Regions from separate parts of the Mus musculus genome. Here region 1 is linked to region 2. A link is a loop called in an ENCODE intact Hi-C map of the cell type or tissue named here. Cell type or tissue: left cerebral cortex. All regions are shown on one strand. Links, peaks and the distances in the headings refer to the core of each region. The heading gives the core; the rest is flanking DNA.

What was found. Peaks named below come from ENCODE experiments on the same cell type or tissue, not always from the same donor. Only the 100,000 strongest peaks of a DNase experiment are listed, where the experiment ranks them.
Region 1: it touches region 2 in a loop (8-fold over the local background); 3 of 42 quality-filtered maps call a loop at or near these places.

What each region holds. Positions count from the first base shown.
Region 1 is chr14:47,739,601-47,751,947 of GRCm38, reverse strand. No RefSeq gene overlaps it. Among named protein-coding and RNA genes, the nearest start is that of 4930538L07Rik, 12 kb to the left of the region's middle. In left cerebral cortex, for the core only: a CTCF peak has its summit at 9,110 (motif pointing left); DNase peaks (open chromatin) are centred at 4,194 and 6,913.
Region 2 is chr14:48,985,484-48,997,830 of GRCm38, reverse strand. No RefSeq gene overlaps it. Among named protein-coding and RNA genes, the nearest start is that of Gm36024, 6.6 kb to the right of the region's middle. In left cerebral cortex, for the core only: a CTCF peak has its summit at 6,885; a DNase peak (open chromatin) is centred at 6,878; H3K4me3 peaks cover 765 bases.

The DNA of each region.
Region 1 (12,347 bases), core at 2,310-10,309, 1.2 Mb after region 2:
GAATGGGATGGAGAGAGCGAGGCACCCCAGGGAAAACAGAAATGGCCCAGTAGAGTCCCATGGAGAAAGAGGCAGGAAGTCAGAGAATAAAGAAAAAGGCTACTTATTGAGCAAAAGTGACAGATGAAGATGTGTGTGTGTGTGTGTGTGTGTGTGTGTGTGTGTGTGTGTGTGTGTGTGTGTGTGTGTGTGTGTGTATCCAAAGCTCAAACCTTGATGAAGAGGACAACCAGCCCTGAAAACAAGCCTCTGCTTTACCTATGTTAAATTCTCAAGCATCATTTCAAGAGAACTATAGCCTTTCAAGTTTGCTTATATGCACTGTCTGTTACCTCCCCCTAGTGACGGAACTCGTGAATGTGTGAGAGGAGTTGCAAGTGAAAGTTGCAAGTTAAAGGATGGATGGCAAAGGTGATGCTGATCATGATTGTGGTGGTGGTGGTGGTGGTGGAAAGACTTCCTTTTGTTTCTCTAGTGTGTGGGGTCCCTCCGTGTGCTTTTGCAGGTGACCGTGTGCATCTGGACAGCTCTGGGAACTGCATATACTCTCCCGGCCACTCATCTCATCTGGCACTGCTTTAGACTCAGGCTTCTTTAGCCTTTTGATATTAAAAGCCAACATTGTCATCTAGAAATTTACACCTGATAACTGTGTGATCAGGTTATAAGAAAAAAAATCAGAACAAACATGGGGCTGGAGAGACACTTCAATCATTAAGGGGACTTTCTGCTTTACAGAGGACCCCAGTTTGGTTCCCACCACCCACATCAAATGGCTGCTCCAATTCCAAGGGATCTGTGTCTTCTTCTGGTCTCCAAGGACTATGGTATGCACACATACACTCAGGCACTCACACACAATTGTTTTCAATTTTATATTGCAAGCAAAACTTTCCAATGTTTGTTTACATGTGTTCATTGTGTGTTGTGTGTACTGGCTACTTTTAGTGTGTGCATGTGCATGTGGGTGCATGTGGGAGCCAGAGGTGGACATCAGATGTTTGTCCCTTCTTAGTCTCCACCGTGTGTGTGTGTGTGTGTGTGTGTGTGTGTGTGTCTGTTGTTATTTTATATGCATGGGTGTTTTGCCTGTAATGTGTATCTGCACCTCGTGAGTGCCTGGTGTCCTTGAAAGCCAGAAAAGAACAGAGTTACAGATAGTTGTGAGCCACCAATGTGGGTGCTGGGAATTGAAGCCCTGTCCTCTGGAAGAGCAGCCAGTGCTCTGAACCAGAGCCAGCTCTCCAGTTCCTCCATCTTTATTTTTCAAAACAGGTCCTCTCGCGGAATCTGAACCTTATCACTGCACCTAGGCTGGAGAGTGGAGAATGGCTCCAAGTGCTTCTGTATTTCAATACTTGGTTCCAGTTGGTAGAACTATTTGCAAAGCAGTTTGGAAAGAAATGCTTGCTAGGAGGTGTGGCCTTGTTGAAGGTGAGCCACTGGGGGCAGCCTTTGAGAAAGGAGAGCTCTCTCCCCTTCCCCTCTTCCTCTCCCCTCCCCGCTCTCTTCCTTGTGCTTGTCAATTAAGATGTGAGCCCTCCTCTACTGCTCTAGTGCCCTGCCTGCCTGCCTGCTGCCATGTTTCTCCACCATGATGTTTATGAAGTTTCTTTGGCCATGATGTCTTATCACAACAAGAGAGAAGTAATTAAGACAGAAGTTGGTACCAGGGAGTGGGCTGTTGCCTTGAGAGGACCGATCATTCTGTTTTGGGGAGAAATGTGGAAGACTTAGGACAGAGAAAGCAGTAGAATGCTGTAAGCTAGTTTTATGGGCTATCCTAGTAGGAGCTTATATAATAGTGCTAAAAGCAATGTGGACTACAGAGACAAGCTCAGGACGTCTCAGAGGGAAACAATATCGGTTATAATTGAGACCATTCTTGTGATATGTTGGCAAAGAACTAGCTGCTTTTTGCTCTTGTCCTTAGAATCTGCCTGAGCCGGGTATGGTGGCACATGCCTTTAATCCCAGCACTCAGAAGGCAGAGGCAGGCAGATGTAGGAAGCGGGTTCGGCTGCATGGGCCTAGACAGTGCCCTGGCCCAGTGCCAGGCCCCGTGAACCCCACATGTTTACTGCCTTGCAGTGAGGCTGCATGTGTGGGCTGCCTGCCAGGCTGGACTGTTCCTCGTGATCCGGACCTGTCAGCCTATCGGTGACTGACCTGAGCTGGTATCTGGAGCATGTGTGATTTCTGATTGGATGAGGTGGTGTGGAGCGAGATGAGGTTGGTCTGCGCGAGTATGGGAGGGTCGATGTTGTTGTCCTTGCCCTAAGTGGAAGAGATTGTGGTAAGAAAAACTGCAAGAAGGAGTAAAAGAAGCTGTTGCGTGAACCAGACTTGGTATCCGCGTCGTTCTTGTTTCTGCGGGTCGGAGACTGCAGGCGGCGAGGACAGCGACAGGCGGATTTTTGAGTTCGAGGCCAGCCTGGTCTACAGAGTGAGTTCTAGGACAGCCAGGGCTATACAGAGAAACCCTGTCTCTTGCGCGCGCTCGACTGGCCAGGAAGAACGACGCTGCAACAGGATCCTTCTGCACACGTTTATTGGGAGAGCTTGATTGTAGAGGCGAAAAGACCTCGAGCCCAGAACTGGTGCTGCTTTTATAGGCCTAGGAGGGACGTGTCTCACACCCGGATTGGTTATGCACTAAGCCTTATTTGCATGTTCCTCATCTGATTGGCTACTCTCTCTCAGTACCTTACAGAACCTCATTATCATACCTCATTTGCATGTCTCACATCTGATTGGTTATACTCTCAGTACCTTACAGAACCTCATTATCATGCCTGGGCCAGGCAGTGTCTTTGCAAAAAACTTTACTGCATATGTACACATTGGTTGTTTGTCCAATCTTATGCGTGGTGGCCAGCAGTAGTCAGTGCCACTCAGCAACGGCACATGTGGCTTCCCACACCTGTCTCAAAAAACAAACAGACAAACAAAAAGAATCTGCCTGAGGCTAAATTTAGAAGTTTTTGGATTTGTCCTTGGCAGAAGAGACTTCAAGGGAGCCTAACATGGTTATTAGCATAACAATAGCAAAGTAACAAAGCCAGGTAGCAGCGGAGTTTCAGGGCTCCATATTTCTGTTTGACCCTCTTCATCCCCCAGCACTAGAGTTACAGGAAAGAACTAAGTTGCCTAGAATTTTTTTACAGGAGTGTGTGAGATTAAATCTCAGGCCCTCATGCCTGCATGGCAGACACTTTCCTGAGTTATCTCCCCAGCCCTCCCATAATGTTTTAAGTATGTTTATTATTTTGTCTTGGGCTAATTTCATATCTGTCTTCAGCTGCATTTGGCCTACAAGCCCACAAGTTGGACATGCTAGCTACCCCCCTACCAGTCAAAATGGGAGAAGGGAAATCGCCCGGAGGTTTGAAAGCCCATCTGGTACCTGAAGCCTGGGACTTCTGTAAGAATGTGAGTCTGTCTCCAGCCACACAAAATGGGGTTGAGATTGGCTTGTACAAGCATTGTGAGGGAAGAGCGCTCCGATGCAATGGCAGCCGCAGTGAGCAGTGCTGATCGTGCCCTTGGAGGCTTGTCAGTGGCTTCTGAACCTGCGGGGAAGCAGCTCTTTCCAGGCAGACAGAAAAACTGGCCACCAGAACCACTGATGTCCCTCCCTTCTTGTCACTCCCTTGCTTTCCCAACATTTTAGCCTCTGTAGCCTGGCTCCTGGTGGTACATTTCTTAAGGAGAGCCTTGGCGTTCCAAGAAGTTGAAAGTCAGTGGATGCCTCTTCCTTATGCTCTCTTAGAACCTAAAAGTTTGTTTGCTCATCCAGGAAACCCGGAGAGCCCGACACAAGCAGAGGGGATTTTAACTAGACTGTGTTTGGGGCAGCAGTACTCATTTAAATAATGGTGAAAATATGGTTTTGAGCATGATGTACGAGGCTCGGGGTTCCCAAGTGGCCCTGGCTCCTGGGGTAAGAAAGGTCTGCAGAGCTGGTCCCCGGTGTTCTTCAGTTCTGCCCACCTCCGGCTGGGCTCACAGGGCAGGCTGGGAGCACGGCTGGATCTGAGAATCAGAAGTGGATTTAAGGAAGGGAGCACTCGAAGACTCTTCAATCAGCCTTCCAACCACTAAACAAGCTTTTGGGACACGTGTTTCACGAACGAGTGCACACATGCACACACAGACGCAGAGCCAAGGGAGGAGATTTCAGAGCAATTGCAGGCTTGTGAGAACTGCCTGGGAACGGTGGAAAGGAATTTCTAGAGTCAGCCTCCAAAAATAGCTCCAGCCCCGGGACTGAACAGACATGAGAATGGAGCAGAAGCCAGTTCTTCCTGAGCAAACACCTTTGACCGAGCCAGCAGCCCCTGAAACAGGCACTGGCCTATCTCTCCTTGGTGGAGGCAAGGGCAGCCCTGTCTCTTTGAGGTCTCCTGAGATAACAGAAAGAGAAAGTAGAAAGGGCAATGAGTAACCCAGGGTCACTCCTACAACCTCACGTCCCCTTACCGAAGAAAGCCCAGCTTTTGCTGCCTTTGTGAAACCTTGAGATCTTTTCACAGCATACTAGAAAGTCCTTTGCATAATTTAGTGTAGGATGGGAACAGTAGCCACATGTGTAAGGCTCGGCAGGGTTGCCATTTATACCTAAGAGGCCAACAGCAGACTGAATCTCGGATCTGCTTGGTCAATCTAGACACTCAACCCTGGGCTGCAATTGAAGGAGCCTGAGGGGTTAACTTGATAGAGCCAGAACCTGGTGACAATAATACCATTCCTACCAGGGGATGAAGGTCCTAGTGCCCTGCTGCTCAACTGAACCTTGACTGGCTGTGTAGTGATCTTGGGGGAAGTCATGGATCACTCTTAAGCCTGTGGCTTTTCATTTGTACAATGGGCTAGAAAGGGAACCCACTTCATTAGTGCTGACAGTAAAATAAGATGGATGTAGCCAGCACAGCAGTTGGAACACAGCAGTCATTCAATGAACACTCACGACCATGGCTAGTATTTGGTCAATGAAAGCGATCTGATGTGGCAACTTGAAGGGTTCTTTGGAGAGTCCGTTCTGTCAAATGGTTTTTGCTGGGGCAAACACGTGAAGGAGTGTTTTCTTGAAGCAGACATGGGTGAAAGGATGTTTGGCTAAAGCACATGAAAGGCCACATGATGAAGGATTCTCCGCTAACAACATGCATACATTGGCCCACCTTACATTGTGCAGTTGAGCTCCATTTGTGGTGACTCCATAAAGAGAAACACACCAAAAAAACAAAAACAAAACCTCTGGAGGTGTGCTGGTGGCTTCTTGCTGCTTCCAGACTTGGGCTGATTGACAGAGTGATATCAGCTGATACAAACTCAAGTAAAGTTTTGCTAAAACAGACTGAAGTGCTGAGGCAAGACCCATATAGGACATGTGATGTTTAAAGGGCATATAAATACAACTCAAGAGTCTGTGAGAGGGGCTAGATTGTAGAGCTAGCTTACAACACTTGGTCTGCACTGATCTCCAGCTCGTTGAGCAAGGCTAGGCACAGAACTTCTCCTTGCGTCCCTGGTGGTCCTGGTCCCTCCTGCTGACTTATGCCAAATCAGCTGAGGCCTGGCTGTCTCTGCTAGGTCATGCCACCACTGCTCCTATCCCCACACTACAAACTGGAGTGCTGGTAACATGTGTGAGGTGTTTGCAAGTGGACGGAGCTGCCACTGCTGACCTGTGAACTGAACTGTTGATTTTCTGACAATGCAGATAAGATTTGGTCTAAAGAACAATTTCTGAACAGATCCACTTCCCAGCATATCCTAATAATCTTTCTTTTCCACTACCTCTGGTGGGTGGTGGGCTAGAAGGAATGTTAAAACATTTAAGAACCTGCCAGTGCCTGACAAATACAGAAGGAGATGCTCAAAGCCATCTATTGGACTGAGCACAGGGTCCCCAATGAAGGAGCTAGAGAAAGGACCCAAGGAGTTGAAGGGGTTTACAGCCCCATAGAAGGAACAACAATATGAACTAACCAGCAACCCCAGAGCTCCCAACCAAAGAGACTAAACCACCAACCAAAGAGTACACATGGTGGGACTCATGGCTTCAGCTACATATGCAACAGAGGATGGCCTAGTCGGTCATCAATGGGAGTAGAGGCCCTTTGTCCTGTGAAGGCTCTATGCCCCAGTGTAGGGGCATTCTACATCCTCCTGGCTGGTATGTTAGTATCAATCCTTAGTTTTCTCATCCTTAGAAATGAGCGCCATAATCTGTCCACCCCACAAAAGGGAAGTCAAGACTGAGGCAAACACTTGTCCCCCTGAGGACCTCAGTAAAGGGTTTTGTTACGTCCCCAGGACCCCTGTAAATGGACTCTGGTGTCAGTATTTAAGAGTGGCCTCCCCTCTACTGTGTCACCTTCCTGGCTCTGCAGCATCCTTTGCTATCTTGTGGCTAATGGCCCCCCATCACAACTCTTGCTCTCGAGCTGTTGGGCTTCATTAATTGTAGAAATGTACTAGGCACAACCCTCTTGAGACTTCTACTGTGCCCCAGAATAGTGTGCAATTCTTCATATTAAAAATGAATGAACCTGAGTCTTTTTTCCTATCCCAAGCCTCCTGGGGCACATTGAAAACTATAATCAAAGTAGTCTAAGCAGTTGGCACAAGCCCTGACTAAAGGCAGGCTGCCTCTCCAGTCTCACTTTAAATAAATTCTTTCCAGGTGTGGAAAGGGCTATTGAATATCCTTAGATGACTCTGGCTCATTCCATCCAACTGGACTCCCCTTCTGGGAATTTTCTCCCTCTTATCCACAACCTCCACACTTCCTGCCCTTCGTAGGGTTGTGTGTGTGTCTGTGGGTGTGGGTGTGTGTGTTCGTGCGTGTGCACGCGCATTCGTGCCAGGAAAACTGTTACCCCACACTAAGCACTTGCTGTTTTCCAGGCAGGCACAGGATGAGCACTTTCTACACAGAGCACTCTCCTGCTGCTCATTGCTGCAGAGACAGAGGAACTCACATGGCCTGCCCAAGGCATAAATTAGCAGATGCCTAAACTCACCTCATTGCCAGGAGCTGCCAGCTTTCTCCAGCTTCTCTTCTCTGCTGGCCTCATCCACCATTTCTCTCATCAGAGGCTGGCTCCCTGAATTCTCAATTGCTCCAGCCTCCCCGATGACCTCACTGTCCCCTTCTCCTCACTCTCCCCACATCGCCATACTCACTCATTAACAAAACATTACTAGGTTACTAGCATGCTCTTATGTCTCAGCACAGTAGTGGACTTTGGGGGTTATCAAAACGAGTAAGACTGCCCTTAAAAGGTGCTCACAGAATTAGGAAAGTCTGATGGGTGAACAAAAAATAACACTGGATGGAAGGCTGTGTGGACTGTGAGATAGATTGGAAGGTCTTTTTAGTGTGCACACAGGATTGAACGGAGCTGGAAATCATTGTGGTGGTTTAAACAAAAAAATCAATGGTATTTTGTTTGATTTTTGAATCTTTTGTTTGCATACCCTAAAGTCTGGAAGTGAGACATTCCTAAGATGGGACATTTTCAATGGCTGCAAAGCTTATTCTTCCTACAGATTTTGGCCCTGTCCTTCATGGCCACAGGATGGCTGGTGCATCTCTAGTGGCCCTACTTTCTTCAAAGCCCTCACATTGGAACGTTCTGCTCTTATTTTTTAACTGTCTTTGACCACCCCCCCCCAACCCCTGCTTGCTACATTTAAAGCATTCTTGTGATTTCATTGCTCGCTCCCAGAGAATCCAGAATAACCTACCAGTCATTATTCTGGGGTCATTATTCTGTCTGCTATACCACAAAGCAGGAAACACTCTCCTACCTCTGGGCTGGCAGGGTTAGGTGAGGAAGTTTACCAACAGGACCCCACCGACCCCTGGGGTATCTTCCTGGGGCTGGGAGCTGTTGGGTGTATGCACCCCACACATGCTGTTGACAGCTGTCCCCCAGGATCAAGTAGATGGAAGACACCAGGGAAGGTGCTCCCAGGCCACATCCCTCCTATGCATTCGGCTGACACAGCTTAGTGCTGCAGCTCTGGGGGAAGCTTTAGAAGCCGCAGCAGCCCTACCTTCGAGCAAACAGTGGAAGGCATACTTAGAACTAGCATGTGTAAGGCACGTGGGCCCAAGCTACCAGACAGGCCTAAGAAGTGGTAAGGCCGAGTGAGCTTAGACCATGGGAATCTCCGAGACTTGAGAACGACAGGAGTCAGGCCACTTCCTATCTGTCTCTGTACCTGCTCTGGATCATATAATCACCCAACAGAGAGGACCATGGGGCACCCAGTCACAGAGCATAACACCTGGAATGCTCCCCCACGCTAATGAGGCATTTCAGCACCCCAAGCATTCACCCAGAGACTTCCTGGGTATTCCTTCCCCACAAGAGGTCTATAATCCCTGGTCCACCCCAAATAAAGTGTATGTATTTACACTCACCACCAACTAAAGCAATGTAAACAAGCAAGGATAGCCTAAAACTCCCAGAAAAGGCTCTCTCTCCTGTACTTATCCTTCACTCCCAATCAGAGTAGATCCTGTTCTACCTTGGGCTCCACATCACCCTTTCTGCCTGGCACCCAAATGCCCCGAGTGCTCCTGACTCCTTCTCCCAGAGGTACCCTGGCTGCACCCAGGTACCCAGAGAGACTGGTGAGCACAGCATTTGTCCCAGACCCTACTGTTTCCCATTCTGGTCCTGCATCTGATGCCCCAGTGGGAAAGATGGGTTGTGTAGACTCTCCATTCTGGACTTTGCTGTCCCTCCTCCTAGTGGTGTGCTGGCAGCACCTGGGCACCCCTACCCCCACCCCTGGCAGAGAGGGAGACCACAGCACAACAAAAATGCAACAAACTTAGCCTGGGAGGGCCTGGCATTTGGGGAGTAAGCATTTAAAAATACAGTTGGCTTTCAGCAGCAAAGCTGGAGATCTGTAGACCACGAGAGCTTGTGTAGCAGGCGTTTTTAGTACAGAGGCCTGTCCTTGCTGCTCTGAGTGTCTGATTATGTACTGAGGCAGCCATCTGGCCCTCTGAGGGATTGGCTGTGCCTCATCTGTCCCAACTCAAGGTTCCAGGGCTACTAGTGCAGTTTCTGGGACTCTCCTGCCCTCTTGTGCTGGGGTGTAGTAAGCCCGTTCCAAGGTGTGATACCGGCCACTCACTGTTGGCTAGATCCTCTAGGAAGGTGGGCATGGAGTGAGGAGGAAAGCGGGGAAAGGCAGTTTGATTTGCTTCTGTGTGGCTAACATACCATGATTCGGGTTCGAGTTCTCCATAGAAAGGACCATTTAGAGAGACGAGAGTCGGGTGCTACATGTTTAATCTTTAAAAGTGAAAAACATGTACGTAACTTGAAAGGTGCTTTTGTGCAGCTGTAGAAAAAGCAGCCGTTTCCTCTGCAGTCCTAACTCACACTCTCCATAATGACTTGAGTTCTTAGCTCTGGTGGATTTCTAAACGTGCAGTATGAAGTCCCGAGTATCTAAAACGTATATATTCAAATATACAATAAAGAACATGTTTGTTTTTTGCTTTTCAAAACAAAACAAAACAACAACAAAAACGAAAAACAAAAACAACAGGAGGTTGCTGAGCCCACTGCTCTGAGTTTTCACAATTCTGGAGCAGTCACTCCAGAGCTGGAGGTGATCATGTGAAGCTGATCAAGCCACCACATGTGGCTGTGACATCTGGTGTTCTACCACACAAGCCATACCCAATCAAGCCTGAAAACTCACCGCACTGGAGAATGGGTTCTAGGGAGCAAGGACGTTGGGTACCGTCCCCTGGCATTTAAAGAGTCTAAGGCGGTGGATCTCAACCTTCCCGATGCTGTGACCCTTTAATAATGTTTCTCAGGTTGTGGGGACCCCCAACCTTAAAATTAGTTTCACTGCTACTTTACAACCACATTTTTGCTGTTATGAATCATAATGTAAATATCTGATATGTAGGATATCTGACATGCAAACCTCGTGGAAAGGTTTGAGGGGTTGCGGCCCACAGGTTGAGAACCAATGGTCTAAGCCACCTAATTATACTTGGTCTCACTCGTTCTAGATCCTATTCCACGTGCACCCACTTAGGTCAACCGCTGATTTAAGGTCAACCGCTGCATCTGAGCCTCTCTCCAAACAAAGCGATCAGGCCACTCCAAGCTATATCTCTGTAGAAACTCTCAACTCTCCTTTTGTGGTCTAACAATGCCTGAAATATTCTGAAATTAGAGGTAGTGAACCAATGCAAACTGGTTTTGGGTGCACGCACAATAAGGCAAAATGAACTTTAACAGAAAGCCTATTTACTATATTATGCCTATGCATAATGGGGCATGTATATGATTAAAAGCAGATGCACCATGGAAGATGCAGACAGTGAGCCAAGACTTGAGGAACCTAAGCCTATCAACAAAAACAGAACACTACCAACATTCTTCCCCTACCAATCTACTTCTGAACCTGCAAAAGCAGCAGTGGGCCCATACACTGCTCTCTGACAGCAAGCATGCCCGCCCTAGGTCCTTGCCTTGCTCCTTTGCTGCTTGCATGTACTTCAATTCTTTCAATAAAACATTTAGAATCTGGAAGCCAGTCCAGAGAGCATGAGTAACGTTACTACCTCCTCTCCTGACTCAGAATCCTACTCACCCAACCCTGTCCCCATCCCATGGCCCCAGCAAGGTAAAGATTCTTATCTCTTACCCTGAGTTTACAAAGGCACCTCAAAGGCACTAGAACATAACTGAAATGCACTGCCCTGAAGAGCAACTCTGAGCACTTCATTAGACCCTAGTGCTGGGGTTGTACACAATCATTCACAAGTCTTATATATAAGTGTTCTAGCTCTCTCTGTAAGAACCCAGCAAGGGAGGAGAGAAGCTCAATTAAAGAAACAAGTTCATCAGATTGTCCAGTGAGCAAGTCCATGACAAGCTTTCTCAACTACTAACAGATAAGGGGGCCCAGTCCACCGTGGCCAGTGCCTCCTCTGGGCAGGTGGTCCTAGTGCAAAGTAAAAGCCTGACCAAGTCTGTACAGAGTGTTCATCCATGGCTCCTGCCTCTGCTCCTGTTAGAATTCACACCCTGAGCTCCCTCACTGACGGGCTGTGGTTAGGATATGTAGCCAAATACACACAGGGGCTGTGGTAGGGTGTGGAGACTTTCCACTGCCACAAGTTGTTTTTGGTCATGGTGTTTATCACAGCAACAGAAAGCAAATTCCAGTGTTCATCCCCAGAGTGGATAAGCCAATGATAATTTACAGTATACACAGAAATATAAAGAACTATTGTTTACTACTGGGTCAAAGAAGTCAGACAAAAGTACCTACTGTATGTTTCCATTTACACAAAATTGAGAGAGTTCAAACTAACCTCAAGTGACAGAAAGCATATCAAGAGCTGCTGAACAAGGAAGTAAGGGGACGTAGAGATCCTTGTGGTTAATGGGTTTGCTCTTTATCTTGGCTGTAGTGTTTCATAGGCACACAGCAAAATGTGCCCAACTATATACATGTATATGTATATATACAGACAACTGCTTAACAACAAAGTAAGCCAAATACAGACCGTGACGGTACAAAAAAACAAGGGGCTGCCTGTTACTTTCTGTGGAACATAAAATAGCCACTACACAGATGATCTAATGGTACCTAACAGAAATGAGCATACAAACTCTTTACAAACAGCAAGTTCCATCCCTAGGTGTTTATCCACTGCCAAATAAAGCAAATGGCAAACTAACTTACACACCTTTTGAGAGCATACCAAACACATTGCTAAGAGGAGGTGCACAGCTATCTGGTTACGTGACAGCATGGACGTGATGTTCAATTTCACTGTCAGGTAGTGGCCATGGCAGCATCTGAAAAGGGAGATGGGGCCAGGGGAGTCCACTTAAGCCAGGCAAGCATGTTAATAACTCTAACGATGACAGAAAGCTGTGTTGCCTCTCATTTTCTACAGGCTTGAAGTATTGTTTTAATATTCTCAAAGACAACAAATTTCTACATGTCAAAATTTGCAAGAAAGTAATCCACAGGAAAATCTACAGTCTAAAATGAATTTATTAAAAACAAATTTTATACAAATGTTATCAAAGAACAATTGAAAATTATAAAAATATAGAACAAGATGCATATTTTTAAAAGTGTGGATAGTTGCCAGATGTCATTAAAACTCCTGAAAAGAAACAGTGTGCAAAAACAGGAGCTCTCTATTTTTTGGTCTCAAAAGAAAGGAGTTCCTTTAGATCTAAAAGACTTTATTATTTCTATCAATATTCAATGTACTAAAATTAAAACCAAGAAAAAAATGTTAAAGCTTTTTTCATACAACATACAAG
Region 2 (12,347 bases), core at 2,484-10,483:
ATCTTTTCATCTTCAGTTTCTTTCTTCAACATCTTAAAGTTTTTATCGTTCATGTCATTCACTTGCTTGGTTAGAGTTACCTCAAGATATTTTATATATTATTTGAGGCTATGATGAAAAGTGTCATTCCCCTGACTTCTTTCTTGATCTGTTATTTGTATATAGGAAGGCTACTGTTTTATGAGTTAACTTTGTATCCAGCTACTTTGCTGAAAGTTTTTATCAGCTGTAGAAGTTTCCTAATAGAAATTTGGGGGGGGGTCACTTCTATATACTATTATGCCATCTGCAAATAAATACACTTTGATTACTTTGACTTCCCCCTTTCCAGTTTGTATCCCCTTGATCTCCTCAGCTGTCTTATTGCTACAACATTAAGTTCCATACTGAATAGGTATACATAGAGTACACAACATTGTCTTCCTCCTGATTTTAGAGGAAATGGATTGAATTTCCGTTTAGGTGATATTGGCTGTGGGCTCAATGTATATCACCTTTATTATGTTGAGGTGTGTCCCTTGTATCTCTAATCTCTCCAGAACTTTTATCATGAAAGGGTGTTGGATTTTGTCATAAGCCTTTTCTGCATCTAAGGAGATGATCGTGTGGTTTTTGTTTTTCAGTTTATTTATATGGTGGATTGCTGATTTGTGGATTTACAAATGTTGAATCATCCCTGGATCTCTGGAACGAAGTCTATTTGATCATGTTGGATGATCTTTTTAATGTGCTCTTGTTGGTTTGCTAATATTTTCTTGAGAATTTTTGCATCTATGTTCATAAGGAAGATTGGTCTTTAATTCTCTTTTTCTTGGGTCCTTATGTGATTTTGGGTATCAGGGTAACTGTGGCATCATAAAATAAATTGAGCAATGTTCTTTCTGTTTCTATTTAGTGGACTAGTTTGAGGAGTATTTCTTTGGTAGATTTTTAATTACTGCTTCTATTTCACTAGGGGCTATAGGTCTGTTTAAGTTGGTTGGTCTTGATTTGATTTTGGTAGGTGGTAAATAACAAGAAAAATTATCCATTTCTTTCAGATTTTCCAATTTGGTAGAGTACAGGATTTCAAAGTATATTCTTAAGATTCTCTGGCTTTCCTTGGTGTCTGTTGTTATGTTCCCTTTCATCTCTAAGGTTAGGTGGAGCTTTCCTCCCTGTCTTTTGGTTAATTTGGCTGAGGCTGTCAATTGTATTGATTTTTTCCCAAAGAACCATTTCTTTGTTTCATTGATTTTTTGGGGGGGATTGTTTTGTTGTTATCGTCATTTCTATTTACTTTGCCCTGTTTGATTATTTTTTGTCATCTACTCTCTTGGGGTATGGTTTCTTCTTTTTCTTCTAGAGCTTTCAGATGTGCTATTAAGTCATTAGTATGAGCTCTCTCTCCAGTTTTTTTTTATGTAGTCACTTAGTGATATGAACGTGCCTTTTGAAACAGCCTTCATGGTTCTCACTGGGCACTTTGCCTTTTTGTTTTCGTGCAACTCTAGAAAGTCATTTATTTCTGCCTTAATTTCTGTCTCAACCCACTTTTCATTCAATTGTGATTTGTTCAGCTTTTTGGGTTTGCAAGCTTTTGGTTGTTTTTACTGTTATTCTGTGGTGTGCAGATAGGATGCAGGGTGTTATTTCAACTTTCTTGTACCTGTTCAGGCTGGCTGTGTGTTGAGACTGTGATCAACTTTGGAGAAGGTTCCATGAGTTACTGGAAAAAAAATGTATTATTTTGTGATTGAGTGAAATGTTCTGTAAATATTGTCCAGTGCATTTGCTTTCTAAAACTTCAGTCAGTTCCAACATTTCTGTTTAGTTGTTTGTCTGGATTACCTGCCTGTTGGTGAGAGTGGGGCATTGAAGTCTCCTACTTCAGTGTCTTCTTTATGAACTGAAGATGCCGCTGTGTGTGGTGTAGAAATGTCAAGACTTAATATCCTTTTGATGATGCTATCCTTTGATGAGTATGTAGTATCTTTCCCTATTTCTTGTGATCAGTTTTGAAGACTGTTTTGTCAAATATTAAAATAGCTATACCAGCTTGCTTCTTAGGTCTATTTGCTTGCAAAATATTTTTCACCCAAAATTTACCCTGAGGTGATACTATCTTTGATGTTAAGGTGTGTTTTTTTGAATGCAGCAGAAAGATGGATCCTGTTTTTGCATCCATTCTGTTAGTCTGTGTCTTTTCATTGGGGAATTAAGGCCATTGATGTTTAGAGTCATCAATGAGTAGTGTTTGATGGTTCCTGTTACTTTGTTGTGTGGTTTTCTTTTTCCCTCTCTTGATTTGCTGGTCTGGGAATATTTCTTTCTTGTGGAGTTTTTTGGTATGGTTAACCTCTTAAGGTTGAAGTTTTCTTTCTCTTGACTTCTGTAGGACTGGATTTGTAGATAGAAACTCTTAAATTAAGATCATAGAATGTCTTTTTCCCCCCTCTATATATTGTGATGGAAAGTTTTGTTGGGTATAGTAGTCTGAGCTGGCATTTGTATTTTTTAGAGTTTGTAGAACATCTTTCCAGGCCCTTTTGTCTTTTAGAGTCTCCATTGAGAAGCCAGGTGTTATCTAATAGATCTACTTTTATATATTACATGATATTTTCCCTTTGATGCTTTTAATATTCCTTATTTGTTCGGTATGTTTAGTATTTTAATTATTATGTACCAGGAGAATTTCTTTCCTTGTCCAGTCTATTTTGTAATCCGTATGATTCTTATACCTTGAAGGCACGTCCTTCTTTAGGTTAGGAATTTTTGTTCTATAATTTTGTTAAAAATATTTTTGTGCCTTTGACCTGATTTTTTTGTTTTATTTTGTTGTATTTTCCTCCTTTATCTGTTCTTACTATTTCTAGATTTGGTCTTTCATGGTATCCAAGAGTTCCTGGATGTTCTTTGCCTAAAGTTTTTTAGATTTAACATTTTCTTTCACTGAAAATGTTCTTCTACCTTGTTTTCAGTGTCTGAGAGTCTCTCTTCCATTCTTATATTCTGTTATTGTAGCCTCTGAGGTTCCTATTCAAGTTCCTAAATTTTCCATTTCCAGATTTCCCTCAGGTTTTTTTTTTTTTGAGAATATGGAACTCCTAATGATAACAGCTAACATAACAGTCATAGAATACTCCTGTGGTATATGCTGCTTTAATCTGTACATGAACTCTTCAGCAGATATTGCTGCTATTTTATAAATTAATTGAGGCGTGGAGAACACCAATGGAATTTCACCCAAGTAAAGGAAGATAGAGCCTGGGTCAAACAGGGCAGTTCCCTGTTGGCATCTATACTATTAAATACCCACAGTACATTTCTTAACAAGTAAACCAAAACCAGCTGCTCTGATTACAATATCTGGATTTGCAGTTTTGGATGACTTCACATTCCCAGGATCAGTAGATGAACTATTAGAGCCTCCTTCAGGGTTATTTTCTCCATAAGGAAAGAATGCAAGAATGAAAAAAATTTCAATCTAACCCTCAGATTAAAACCCCTGCTTATAATCAGGCTGTAGGTTTTTATTAGCATAGCTTCAATTTACTTGATCTCAAATAATCTTTGCCTTTCATGCTTAATTGTGCAGCAAAGAACATCACTAATACGTCCTTTCACTGCCCAAGTAAAGACTGGAAACACCTACACCAACATGTTAAACTTAGGTAGTGTGTTGCTTTGTAATTCCAAACACATAGGTAAAAATTCAAGAGCTAGCTGATGCTAATGTTGCTTGAATGCTGGGCTAGGCCAGCCCCAGAGCCTGCTGCACAGTTTGTAGTAATAGGCTGCTAGATTGCAAGGCCTGCCTCAGGTTCATTGTTGAGTAGTGAAGATGATATGGGCCCATCTATACGTGTGCCCAGTTATCTAAGCCAGTAAGCAGCAACAACACAAATATGAGAGTGGCAAGTCTCCCAGTCTCTGCCGTGCTTTTCAGAAGAGCTTTATCTTCTCATTCATCAAAAACAGTGAGCCCCCAGTAAGTATCAAGCACTGTAGGCCACATTGCATGGTGGAGTTTTCGTGCCAGCCACTGAAAGCCAAGCAATGGGATTAGAAAATAAACTCTGTAATACATTAAAAGATGATAAGAAACAGAAAAATCTTAGATCTGACCATAGGGAGAAAGGAGAGTTAGTGAGGTAGAGCTTCAGTTTAAAAACCAGGGTTCAGCATGGCACGCTAGGTTTTGTGTGGATTAGACCTGCACAGCTGCCCTGGGCCCACTCTCAAAAGAACCTACACTTGATGCAGTATTCTGTAGACATCAGGTTGACATTCTCTATAAGCTATCCCTTGAACTTGTATTTCTAAAGCCAAAACAGGAACACATAATCGAACAGAGGCAGTGCTTACACCACAAGTGTCTTAAGTTTGTTGAGATTCTAGTTAAAAAGTTGCATTGGACAAGGTCAACCGTGGTCATGACAGATTGTCCTGAGTGCTCACTTATTACAGTCATGGATGTCCGAAAAACCGGTGAGAAGTAACCAGAGAGGTCATTGACCTGGTAGACTTTCCAGTGGGCCAGGATGGAATGGATGCAAATAACAGCAGAAACAAGAGCCACGAGAATCAGAGGGATGGGTGCTCCATTCCTGACTGTGCAAACAGAGGAAATTAATCTCCTGCCAGATCCAAGCTTATAACCCTTACTGAAACTAAAATGGATGCATTAAATCAGAGCATATGACTTCCTAATAGCAGTATGAAATACGCCGATGGAGAAGCTAGACGAGAACTAAGAACAACAGGGTAAACTAGCACACATGCATGAAGATGTCACAATGAAATCTACTGTTTCATATACTAACTTAAAAGAATAAAAAACAAAGGTGTCTAAGAAAGCTCTACAGCTCCCGCTCAGGAAAGATCTTTACAGTAAAGGTTTTTGGGTTGTTGTTTTGGTCTTTTGTTTGTTTACTTGTTTGTGAGACAAAGTTTCTCTATGTAGCCCTGGCTGGCCTAGAACTCACTCTGTAGACTAGGCTGGCCTTGAACTCAGAAATCTACCTGCCTCTGCTGGGATGAAAGGTGATTGCCGCTATCTCCAGGCTACAATAAAGTTTTAAATTATTTATTATTATTTATAATAATAATAATAATAAAATCAGAGCAATAACTTGATGGCTGAAAGACATGGACAGAATTCTGGACTGAAATGGGGTGAGCACAGAGATCTTTATGATGCTATAACCCTTCAGTGTTCTGCTGGAGACACTGTGGCTTGTGGAAGGTGTTCAGCTCAGCAAGGTCGTTGATAGACCCAAGAGGAAAGAAGGCAGGGAGAAATGACTCAAGACTAGATCTGAGACTGTGGCTCTATCCACTCTGTATGAGGAGTCCTTATCCACAGGGGAAATACATTGAGTGTACTGAATTACCGTGCCTGCCTAAACCAGCCACTTTAGTGGGCCTAATGTCATTTGCTCATATAAATGTTCCCTACCAATTCATTCCTTTTTCACAGTGGCCGAGGAAATGTACATTCATTGTTAAAACAAACAAAGAACCCTTCTGTGCTGCCTGACTTGCAAGTGATGCTGAGACCCTCCCAGGATACAGGCTCAGCAGAGAATATCCCTGCCCTTTATTTGGTTTGTGGGAAGGGAGTGGGAGGCTATTGTTTGGATCCAGGACTGGCAATGTACACTGGAACATTCCTTCTCCACCTAAGCCCTGAGACAACCGCAATCCAGGAAAGAGTTAAGTCAGAAAGAGGAAAATATCTCACCAGCATAGCTTTTAAACAAAAGACATGAAAATGGAGGCTCTCCGTATATGGAAAAATTTTCCCTTTTCATCCATATTGATAGCCAGAGGGGGTTATTATTGAGAATATGGGTAAAGTTACTGCCAGTTTTTGCTGCTACTCGTGTTTAAAAAGAAACTATGGAAACCGAGAGAAGGAATATTAATTAAGTTCAAATTTGGAATGTCTTTGCCAGGCGTGGATGAATGAATTCAATGAAGCAACCTGTTGGGTTGAAACTCAGTGTTTTGTTTGCAATTAAAAGAGTGCTGAACTTTTCATAGATTAACACTTTTTGCAGTAATCTTATTAAAAGGTTATTTCTTCATGAGATTAGTTCTGGAATGCATTTTTTTTCTATTTAAAGAACCAGTAGATATTTTCTCTCCACCCCCTCCCCCACAATTGTAAGTAGCTGCATTACTAAGTATGCCCCCCAATGTTTACAAATGTTAATACATTTACTTGCTAAAAATAACACCAAATGGCACAGACTAGCAAATCCTCAAACACCCCAGCCTTGGCATCTTCCCCCACCTCTAACTGAAGAAACTTGTTACCAGTCTGGTAGATCATTAAGAGATTTGATTTGCAAAAACTAACTTCTCTCACCTGGAAATCCAAGCAACCTACAAGTTACTGGACCTGTTTTAATTTTTTTTAAGAGCCTGTGGTTTGAATATATATATAAACTTTCTAAGGTCCTTGGATAGTTACATGGTCTAAGAGTTATTTATAGCCTGTGACTTTTCTAAGACTGTTTCCAGTACTGAAAGACAGAGGCCCAAGTGGATAACGCTAACGAACAAATCTGAAACGAGACAATTCTTCATTTAAATAAAGCTAGACTAGCTTCATTGGCCACCGCGGGGGGTGGGTGGGGGGTGGGGGGGTGTTAAAGGATGCCCCCACTTTACAATGTGAGTAAGTTGTGGCCGTCGTAGTTCTCTGATTAATTTGCTTCTTTCTGGTAGGGGGATAGCAATGCTGAGGCAAACACTGACGAAACTGGAAATCAGCTCTGTTTAGTAAATGGGAAGCCGCGTTCTAAACACAGACAGCATCCTAAGGGCTCTGCTCGCATGCTAAGCCGCGTGCCTGGCTGATGGGCCGCCGCAGCTGCGGAACAATGCACTTCTCATGGATGGTAGGAGGGAGGCAGTCTTGTTTCAAGTAATACTATTTCTGGGCGGTAATCCAAAATGCGCAGTAGGCAGAAGTTAAAAGGAAGCGCTTGCTTTTAGGTTTTTAAAATATATCCCTTAATCCAGGGTGATGATTGACAATCATGATTTAGAGTATGAGGGGCCGCTCTTTAATCCAGTAAGTTTGATGTTATTTGTGTATCTAGTAGGGCTTTTATTCCACTAAAACTAAGTGGAAGCCTGTGCAATTGATGCCGCATTTCAGAATTGATTCTTGGCCTGTGCTCTATTTACAGATTAGTAAGCACACAGGATCCGGCCTCCTCATCTTTTTGAAATTTAAAGGTCTTGAAAGGCACATTTACAATTAAAATGTTTCTTGCTGTGTACGAGTGTGACCAGGAAGTGACGTTTTTTTCCCCCCTGTGATTTAATTTTTTTTCCCTAAACCAGAAAAGAAGCAGTTTGTAAGATTTTCTAATACAATTATCAAATGGAGCCTTAACCATTCATTCTGTTTACAGGTGGCTGAAATATTGTCGCCGATGCCTCTGTGTAATTTGTTGGAAGCACATTTGAGACATGTTACTGAACGGTCCCCTAGCCTTTGTTCCCCCTGTAGATCTCCATGGACGCTTTTTCTGGAGACTAGATCACTGTGCAGCCATTGTGCGCCTATTGTTTTCATCAACTGGGGCAATACTCTTCATAAAAGGCCCACATGATGAAACCATCATCTCGGAATCAAGAAGTCCAAAACTAAGATATAAACAGAGGGATCAGAGTGAGGGGTGCACTCTACGGTAGGGATGGAACGTGCTTCTTGTCCCTCGAACTGTCCTTGCTGTCCTTTCTTCAATCCTGAATAAAACAAACTGGCCTTAGAAATGAGAGGAGGAAAGGAAAAGCCGGAGTGACAGAGTTTTGTCTGCATTCTGAGGTCTTTAATTGGGAAATTCTTAAAGTAGAACACATTCACTGCGAAGCGTTTGGAAACTATTGAAACAGAGAGAATGCTGTGATCCCTGGTTCAGAGCAAAGACAGTCTTTGTTATATTTGACTTGTTTCGTTGTAAGGTTCTGGACTTCAGGGCTAAAACACTTCCCAGGAGACATTGAAGCTTTGGAGTGGGGACCTGGGTGAGACAAAGGGCTATGGGTTTGCTTTGTGTGAGCAAAACTTTCTGTGATTAAAAAAAAAAAAGAGTAATGGGTCCTTTTTGTGTTTAGAATATACTCTAATGTGATAAGTGAATGTTTACAGTACTGCTGTCTGTTAACATTTCCAAAGGCTCTTTGGCGTGCGCACACGCGCGGGGTGTGTGTGTGGGTGTTTAGGGAATTGTGTATTTGGTATTTAAAGGCTAATAAAAAATTGACAGGGAAATCATGTCAGACTATCTGCTGGAAACCAGCTATCAGTCCATATCCTTCCAGCCTTTAGACTTTCAGGCTCTTGTCATGAGCGGCTGAGTACTCTTATTTTTTTTTTTTTTTAAAGATTTATTTATTTATTATATGTAAGTACACTGTAGCTGTCTTCAGACACTCCAGAAGAGGGCGTTAGATCTTGTTACAGATGGTTGTGAGCCACCATGTGGTTGCTGGGATTTGAACTCTGGACCTTCGGAAGAACAGTCGGGTGCTCTTACCCACTGAGCCATCTCGCCAGCCCCCTGAGTACTCTTATAAACTGCCACTTGCCTGAGCTGTGGCCGATTGATTCATGAGAACTGCGTAGAAAAGTCATCAAATCTTAATGAGGATTTCTGAGACCTGTGATAGGTGGAGCTAAATCTGAGCCCAAGGATTAAATCCAGACTCCTTAGACTGCCAGGGAACAGACAATGATGGCCTTCATCCCAGGAACCAGACCAGACAGGTGGCTTTTCCTTTGCCCAAAGGATTCTTTCTCCCCTGCCTTACACTCTTACTGCATCTTCCTTGAAGGTGTCTTAGTGTCATCTTTGCCTGCTAACTGTAGCCATTGACTCCTCCAAATTCACAACCTCTCCCTCTGCATACAACATACTCTCACTCTCTCACACACACAGCACACTCACATACACATAACACATATACACTCACACCCATATACACATATACATACACATATACACATACATACACACAACACACACAACACGCTCACACATATAACACACACATACATAGCACACACATTCTCACACACATACACACTTACACACACATACACACTCACACATATATACACACACTCATATACATACACTCACACACATACATACACATACACATCCTTACACACTCACACACACTCTCACACTCACACATATACTCACATGCACATATACTCACACACATGCACACTCACACACACAGTCGCATACCACTCACCCCTTCAGTTATCACCACCTCCAGACTCATTATTTGCTTACTGCCTGCCCTTCCGCTTTCCTGTGGGCTCTCACAGCCTAGCACGACTTTATGAAGTGATCTACTGACTATGTGAGTTGCTAACCAGATTAATAAATAAATGAATGGGTTTTCTTAATGAGATAATGGCAGGAAGTACTCAGAACCCTGCACACATCTAGCACAGAGTACTCAAACCTTTCTGACTCCTGAGGAAGACCCACCAAGTTTGTGGTCAGTGTTCTGATGAATTATGACTGTATTTTATCCACCTTTTACAGAAGCAGCAACTCTGAAGCTTGGAAAGAATAGCACTTGTCTAAAGACACATGATCAATATGCACAGGACAGACATTCAAACTTAAACCATCTCATTCCGAACCCATGTGTCTACCAAAACCAGACACTTCCCTTTCTCTAGCAGAAAGCTCATGGTCACTATATGAATAAGCGGGTTAGTGTGCTCCTCACATGAAAGAAATTATAATAAAAGGTAACAGTAGATGCTAGATGTATAGAAAATGCTCAACAAACAGTGATGTTGTTGGTATGTATGTATATATATATCGTATAGCCTACCCAGAAGCAACCAAACCTAATGAAATCAGTAAAAACCTGATTTATATAGGGGCTTGGTTGGGTTGATAGCTGAAAAAAGAAGTTTAATATCTATTTAGTAGGAATGGGTCATTCTTGCAAGGGTGCTGTTTTTTCTTCTTCCTTTTAAATTTTCTCTGAAGCCAGATGTGGTGGGGCATGTCTTTAATCCCAGCACACAGGAGGCAGAGGCAGGCAGATCTCTCTGAGTTCAAGGCCAACCTGGTCTACAGAGTGAGTTCAAGGATAGCCAGAAATACACACTGTCACCCTATCTCAAAATAAAATAAAAATAGGTAAGTAAATAAATGAATGAATTTTATTATTTCTAATATACTCGTGCCACAGATATTTGTCTATTTTTTTTCTGCCCAGTAGTTGCCCCTATATAAAGAGTGATGTTATTATAAAAGTACTGACAGATATCACCAGCACAAGATGAGTCACATAACACAGCAGCCTCAGCCTCAGGTTTGAATCCATTTACTGAACTACTACCGTGAGGTCCATCCTGAGAGGTAGGACCAGCTTCTCCTTAACTCTAGTGCGGGGTAAACTGGGAACCGCCACCAGGGCCCCTTAATCCCTTAGTGGAAGGCTGAGAGTCCTAGACAGCTATCTTGAGTCAGATCTCGAGGAAAACAGTCTGACCACAGGAAAATCAAACTAGAACAACTGGAGGAATGAGTGCTGGCAACAGAAACACCAGACAAAACTTCGTGTGTGGGGGAAGCCAGCCACAGAGGGATAAAATAAAGTCAAATTCAGGTTCTGATGATGATGGTGATGATCTCAGAGGCAGGAGGATCAGGAGTTCAAAGTCACTCTCAGCTATATAGCAGATCTGAAAGCAGAAAGCTACTTGGCTTAATACCTCCCAGCCCTGCAAAAGGAATCTCCCTCCCCAGGGAGCAATTTCAACACAGGGGTCATTCCTTGCTCGACAGCTTCTGTTATGCTGCATCAAACTCACAACTTGTCTGAAAACCCCACTGTTAAGGCTTCATTATGGTATTAAAAAAAAAAAAAGGTATTTCCAGAAAGGGTAACATAATGAGCCTTTCCATGAATGGATATATTATGACTTTCAGCCCTGGCTGCAGCTTGGAAACACAGGGAGTACCGCTTTGTTGGTAGTGTTCTCTCCATACCTATACCCACTGTCAGAGACTCGGGCAGCTGGTCAAGGATGGGGGTGGGGTCCGGGCCAGGCGTGCACGCGCACGCGCGCACGTGTGTGTGTGTGTGTGTGTGTGTGTGTGTGTGTGTGTGTGTGTGTGTGTGTGTGTGTGGTTTAAATGAAAGGTGTCTTTAATGTGCAGTTCAAGTTGTGCTCCATCGGTTTGAGTGTGAAAAATTTGATCATCTCCTTTCTGGAGGGCAAGTTTTGATTGGGAAGGCCAGAAAATGGAGTTTGGCTGAAGGGACGCAGGGAGAAAGAAACACCTGGGGTGGTTATAGGGAAGTGGGGGGAGTGCAGATTAGGATGGGGAAGTGCTGAAAATAAACTATTTGTCAGCTTTGCCTAGGGCTGGCTCTGACCCAGGACGTGAGGGAGATAAGAGGCAAGGAGGAGCCTGAGCTTAGGGACGTGCATCTTCATAAATACATATTTAAAGCTCTCTCCCAGCGTTCCGAACGCCACCGGGTCCTGGGAGCTGACCACCTTTAACAAAGCCATTTTAGTTCCTGCAGGAATGGTTCTTCTGCCTTAACCCTAAAGTAAAAACTTCAGCCAAAGTGAGGATTAAAGTCTATCATGGGCCCTAGTGAATGAGGGCCTGCGTATGGACCCCGTGGGATGGTTTAGGTAGGAAATAAATTTTACTGTGTTATTTGGAAATCGCTGTACAAATGATTTTTGTTTTTTGTTTTTTGTTTTTGTTTTTGTTTTTTAATTAAAATCCAATTTCCTCAAATTGCTTTTGTTTGCTCCTCCATGGCAGGAACAGCTTGCCCCTTGCTCTGTTTTTCTGTTGTTTCATTTGTCAAGAATGTTGATGAGCTGTGTCAGAGCTTCGCTGTACCTCCGCCCTGCCACCTCTGAGAGGTGCTGTGGCACTGTGTACGGAGCTCCCGCAGCCTGGTTTGGAAGCCAGCTCTCGACCTTGGGTGAAGCTCATGCAGATTTCCGTGTCCCATCTGTAAAATGGGAACCATACCACTTCTAACGCCCACCTGGGACTTCAGTGGCGACACACGTGAAATTGCCTTGCCAATGTTAGTGGCACGGCAAGGAAGGGAGTGGGTTATTTGGAGATGATACAAGTTGCACTCAGTTTGTGGGCACCACTTTAAAATAGAGGTGCTGATCTGACTTGAGGCCCAACTGAGGTGACAGCTCGAGGTCATCACCATGGTGCCTGGGAACATCATTCATTGGATGTTCTGTCTGTCTGGACCACATAGACTGAAATGATGGAAAACTGAGTTTGTGTCTCCATCCTTCGTGTCAGACCAGAGTT